Regions from separate parts of the Mus musculus genome. Here region 2 is linked to region 1. A link is a contact called in ENCODE Hi-C or POLR2A ChIA-PET data. All regions are on one chromosome and are shown on one strand. The core of a region is the stretch at or near the end of the contact, and the rest is flanking DNA. Distances in the headings are between cores, read along the strand shown.

Region 1 (2,852 bases), core at 177-2,676:
CTCTTAAGCTCATCTCTACTGCCTACCTTTGTTCTGTTTCTCAAATCTGAGTCTGCCATCTGCCTACATCAAGGCCAGCCTGGGCTACATGGCAAGCTCCTAACTTTGAGGTATAGAAATGAAGCTGAATGTCCAAAAGTAGGTAAGAAAATGAATCATCTAACCTTGCTTAAGACACATTAGCTGGAGGTTCCATGCTAAAGGAAATTCCATACAAGCATTACATGAAAGCAGGATATTTGTCCTAAGAATGTGTGTAATAAAGTAGTGTCACATTGTCCATCAAGGGGTAGTCATTCAGTTTTCATAAATTCTTAACTGCCTCAGAGGTAGAGCAAGGGCCCTGATTAAAAAGCTAAGTAGGCAAGTGATAAGAGGCAGAGGCAGGTGGATTTCTGAGTTTGAGGCCAGCCTGGTCTACAAAGTAAATTCCAGGACAGCCAGGGATATACAGAGAAACCCTGTCTCAAAAAGCAAAAAAAAAAAAAAAAAACCTCAACAAAAAAAGAATTGTTTGGAAGATTTAAGCATTCTAGCATTTGAGGGGTGGGGGTACGTATGAGTGCTCTGTCTGATGAACACCCGCTCCCAGAAGAGAGCATAAGATCCCTTTATGAGCCAACCATGTGCAACTATGTGATTACTAGGAATTGAACTCAGGACCTATGGAAGAGCAACCCGTGCTCTTAACCCCAGAGCTATCTTAACAACCCAGCTTTCTATATATTAAGAAATAAACACCTATTTGTATTTGATGTAGAAAGTTAAAGTACGGGGGATGGGGGCCTCTTTTCCGATCTTACCCTCAGTAGTCCCCAAAGCACTAGGGTCCCTTTTTTTTTCTTTGTAAGTACACAAATCATTGTAAACGTCAGACATACATGTAATATTTTTATTATACTATTTTGTTAACAGTACGCTAGAAAAGGAGGGCAATAATAGTGCGTTCTGGAAGAGTGCATACCGTGCCGCGGGGACCGCTGCAGCTGGAATTGGTCGGGCGGTCCTATCGCGGGTTGCAGTGGAGACCGACTCACGAGCCGGGCCAGCCACGCCCCAGAACCCTCCCCTCCGCTACCCTCCGACGCCGCCGGCCACAGCCAAGAGCGGCTGCGGCACGGAGCAGGGCCAGCCCGTTGCCTAACCGCCAGACTAACACCCACACGACCAAGAAACAGATTCCGCGCCACGGTCCGGCGGGTTCCCACTTCAGCTCCACGCCCCAAACCCCGCTTCCGGGCCCGAGGTTGGGGAGGGCTTAGAGAAAATGTGCACCAATCGTTATGTAGACGTGGAGAACGTCTGGCCTCTGGACCAACGAGAGAGATGGTGGGCGGAGCCAAAGGCGTGGGCTCTCTTCGGGATTTAAACTTGAACAGCGGACCGTTAACGACTACGCTGAACGTGGAGGTGTCGTGCGCCTGCGCGAGTGGGAAACAGCGTTCCGGGGTGAGCCGCGACTGCTAGACCCTGGGCAGCGGCGGCCGAGGCTGGTGAGGATCACGGAGCCGGAGCGGTGGACCTTTCCTGGGACAGGGTGCAGCGGAGCCCACGCTCTTTCCCTCGGCCGCTGCGCGTGGATTCGCGTTTTCTTCCCTGCCAGGTTCTGGCGTTCAAGGTAAATCTCGGCAGCGTTGCTCGGGACGTCTTTAACTCGCAGCCCGAGCACAGGCCGCCCAAGCCCCTGCAGGTCACAATGTAATGTACACCTTGCCTGCGCCACTTTTGCCCGGTGGGCAAGCGAGTGGACAGAGCCCTCCCTGCCAGCATGGAAACGGGGACGGGTCCCTGGGGAAGTCGAGCTCACGGCACGCCCGTGGCCAGATGGTGCGACTGGTGGTGTTATTGTTGGAAGAGCAGGGAAGTAGCCTCAGGTTTGGGTTACACCTTCCGTGGATTCAAGTGTACAGCCGGCTTGCTTAGGATTTAGGATAGCAAGTAAAACTGAAGGAACCCCTCTGGGTGATCTTACCCCAGAAAGAGTGAGAAAACCCGTATAAAAACTATACAATACAAACAAAAATATCACTGTGCCCTTTCTTTCAAGTTGGCTAGGTTTTTTCAGTGTGCAGTGCTGATGAAAGTGAAAATAGAGGCACTCTAACGCGTGTGTTGAGGTAATAATCAGTTTTTCTAGAGAGCAGTTTGTCATTCAATTTAGAAGTTAAATTGCACCATAATTTCAGTTATAGCCAAATACAGGAATTTAAAGGGTTAAAAATCCCACCCCACCCCCCAGCCCTGAATCTTTTTACTGTAACTAGGTAATCCTGGAGCATTAAACTGTTTGAGGGTTTTTTGTTTTTAAGGGAAAGGTAATTTTAGTCACTATTACCCATATTTATCCTCGATATATAAGATGGCTTAGCTTGTGAGATCGTTGTAAGCAAAGGAACTGAGTATAACCTATAAACATGAGAAGTTGCATTTCACTTGTAAGCATCTACATATTTGAGGTGTAAAAATGAAGGGGACATAATTTGAACACAAAGGAACAGGACTTTATCACTGTAAGGATGCCATTAAAAATCATCTTGGCTTTAGTCTAAAATCACCCCAGGCCAACTCCAGAAGAGATATATACATGTCTCAATTAAACTTCAAAACCTTTTGAAGTAATTCCACTTTTTAAGTGAAGTAAGCTTTATTCCCTACTTTACATTTTTCTAACATTCAGTCCTACTTTGGAGTTTGTATAAATATTCTCTCTCTGAAGTAATTTTGTAAAAATACCTTTAGGAGCTTCTCATTGACTGCTTCTGTGATGACAACCAAGAAGCTAACTGAACCCATTTTCTTTTATATTCATCCCCAGACAACCTCTTAAGAGGATTTGCCTCAGCCTTGAACTC
Region 2 (2,852 bases), core at 238-2,737, 450 kb after region 1:
GCCTTCTTCTTTTTCCCTTGCCAAACACAGAGACATAGTCATTGTATTGTCTATTCCCAGCTTAGCTCCAGACCAGGACATGAAATGTAATAAATATTTGTTGAGTGACTAGGTGACTGTCAGGCCAAAGGTACCATTCAAATAAAACTAGGTTTTGGTGAGCTGCCAAAGAGCTTCCACCTATGCAAGGTATAATTCAGATGGAAACAGCCGGAATGGAAGAAGCTGGAGGCCACCTCTTCGTTTTGTTGTGAATTGGAGAGTCCCAACACATGAGACCTCCAGCTTCCCCTGACGATGACTTTAAACTCCGTTAAAACCCTGGGCACTTACTGTCAGTTATTCACATCTTACTTACACTTAGTCACATCCTGTGCCGCCTGTTTCTTGATGGGAGTCCAGCACAACACCCGCCACCCCTTCTCTGCAACTAGATAGCAAGCTTCCGGGGGAAGGGGGACTGGATCTAATACTTTCCTTGTAGCCCCAGGGTGCTCAAGCTAGGAACTGGGTAACACTGTGCTGACTCCTGAAATGGACAGTCCTGCAGGGTGGTTTCTGCACTGTTTGCAGTCCAGGCAATTCTAGAGCCCACGGCATCAGGGTTAAAGGCTTGAAGGGGTTTCCTCTGGAGACAGGATGCCTGGCGCCTTCAGCAAGAACGGAAACTGAGAAGTTATCCAAGGCTAAGAGAGGGTATGCAAAGGAGGAAGAGCTAAGGGAGCAGTTTGGGGCGCATAGGCCGGCCTGGGGCAGAGAAAAGGCTCGTCAATTTAGGTCACCTGACTGCCATGAGGGCATGGGAGGATATTGGAAGGATGGACTTCTATTCCTGTTCTTGAGTTTCTGTAGAGAGAAAAGGATACTTTTTTTTTTTTTAACCGCGCGGGGACAGCAAAGAAGCCTTTCTTGGTTATTGTTTCCAGGAGAGCGTGGGATCAGTGCTAGAGGCAACGTTGGGCATACTCATCTTGGAGCCATTCACAGGCAGCGCTTGCCCTGGGTTTGCCCTCACCCGATCCAGCCTCCCGCACCCCGGCCGTCTCTCTCCAGGCCAGGGAGGCCTCCAGGCCAACCCCAGTCTCCCCGCGGCCTCACACCCTCGCCCTCCTTCCTCTGCGCCCTCCCTCCCTCCTTACTCCCTCCTTTCTCTGCGTCCTCCCTCCTTCGGCGCGCCCTCCCTCCTCGATGCCCTCCCTCCCTTCTTAGCTCCCTCCTTTCTCCGCGCCCTCCCTCTCTCGGTGCGCCCTCCCTCCAGCGCGGCGTTCGCGGCTGTCGGCTTCCCGACCGTGTGCGCAAGCGTGTCCGGCCCCTTCCCCGCCCCCCGCCCCCCGCCCAAGCCCTGGCCCCCGCCTCCCCTTCAGGCGGACTTGCCCGCTCCCAGGCCGGCCCCGCTCCCGGGACAGGGACCGGGCCGAGCGGAGCCACTGCGCCAGTGCTGCCCCGCCAGTCGGGGCGCCTAACGGATCGGAGCTGCGCGCGGATTTACCTCGCCCCGCCCCGCTCCACCCGCGAGGGTGAGTACGCGGCAGCCGGGCTCTGGGGCCCCGCGGCGGAGGGCGGGGAGTGACGGGGCTGCGAGGCTGCAGCCTCCCGCCACGGCTCGGAGAGGTGGTCGGGGGGCCCCGCACGTGGACGCCACGCTGCACGGGGTTGGTGTAGGGTGGCCACAGCCCTGGGGAGCTGGGTCCCTTGCTTGGACTAGATTTTCGCGGGAAGCCTGACTTGTCTCGCTCTCTAGGAGTGAGTGAGCAGGACAATCCTCCGGAAAGTTTCTAACCCCCAACCCTGTCGCTCTTGCGTCCTAGCTGAATGGGTGACTATCACCTCTAGCATCCTCCGAAGTCAGGACGTGTGGGCTGGCTTTGCTAGAGGTGACAAGTTTTGCAGGGTCTGCCTGTGTGCTGGAGTTGCAAGGTCGCTGAGGCAAAGCCCAAAGGTGGGCTTGCCAAATTGCAGGGTGGCTGTGTCCAGGGATTAGGGGGGGTCTTTGGGCCAACTGTGCTTCAAAGTTGCCTGGGTAATGGGCAGTGAGAAGGCCTAGGATAAGACTGAGAAGTTAACCTAGAGCTGGGGCAGAACCCTTGTCTATGTCTGTTCTAGGTGCCTCTCTGAGACCCTTGCTGGCTGAGACCTATGGGCAGCCCCGAGATGCCAACGTGTCTTGTACCACTGCCATTCCTCCCAGACCGAGGGGTAGACTTTCTGGTTTATGAGTCTGATCTACTCTGTTCTCTGTCCTCTAGGCTAGATCCTCCCCCCCCCCTCCCCCCGGTCAGGCTTAAAAGGCTAGTCTGGGTTTGAATAGTACCACAGTGATAGTTGTCTCTCACAAGGGGCACACACCAATACCACAGGGCAGGGTCAGTGCTACAGATCCCACTTGGCCCCTCCAGGCCTCTCTACCCAGGGGGTTGTAAACGAATTGATATGTGTAAGTATCAGGGGTACAGAGGGAATGTTGTGAGTTTGCTAGTGAAACACCATCCATAACCTTACTTTCCCAGGCACCCCTAGAGTGCTACCTAGGAGGTGCCAGTCACTTAGGGCCTCAGAAATAACTGGACATGTTTTGTTCTGTTGGGAGTTGGTCTGCAAACATCCTTTGAGAAAACTGACACCGCTCGGCTTCCTCAAACTTATTCTGCCTCTGCCCTACTCTGAGCATCCCCTATGGCCTGTCCTGTTGCATAGGGGAAGGCATCTTTGGCTGCTTACTGAACCCTGGGCCTCACCTCCCACTCATTTCACCCTCCTCAACACATCCGATCCCCCAGCCCCACTACAGCAAGCCAGGAGTTGGGCCAGTCCCCAAAGATTTCAAGGTGATGATGGAGATAAAGAGAGGTATG

The links. Hi-C counts contacts between places; a loop is a spot of excess contacts on that map. ChIA-PET counts read pairs that join two places held with the same protein, here RNA polymerase II (POLR2A).
Region 2: a map of T-helper 17 cell shows a loop between it and region 1 (2.7-fold over the local background). The contact joins the promoter of 4930581F22Rik here to the promoter of Hyls1 in region 1. A Hi-C loop is called at or near these places in 1 of 37 maps with a recorded cell type or tissue (T-helper 17 cell). POLR2A ChIA-PET finds 5 or more read pairs at or near these places in 1 of 5 experiments (embryonic stem cell).

Annotation. Positions count from the first base shown.
Region 1 is chr9:35,568,643-35,571,494 of GRCm38, reverse strand. It overlaps Hyls1 (HYLS1, centriolar and ciliogenesis associated), which reads left to right and starts at 1,426. Exons shown (of 4, transcript NM_029762.1): 1 at 1,426-1,618.
Region 2 is chr9:35,115,363-35,118,214 of GRCm38, reverse strand. 4930581F22Rik (RIKEN cDNA 4930581F22 gene) reads right to left here and starts at 1,487. Exons shown (of 6, transcript NR_029475.1): 1 at 1,375-1,487; 2 at 1-846. It overlaps St3gal4 (ST3 beta-galactoside alpha-2,3-sialyltransferase 4), which reads left to right and starts at 1,351. Exons shown (of 11, transcript NM_009178.4): 1 at 1,351-1,517. It overlaps LOC115487216 (a long non-coding RNA gene), which reads left to right. Exons shown (of 3, transcript XR_003948311.1): 3 at 927-1,015.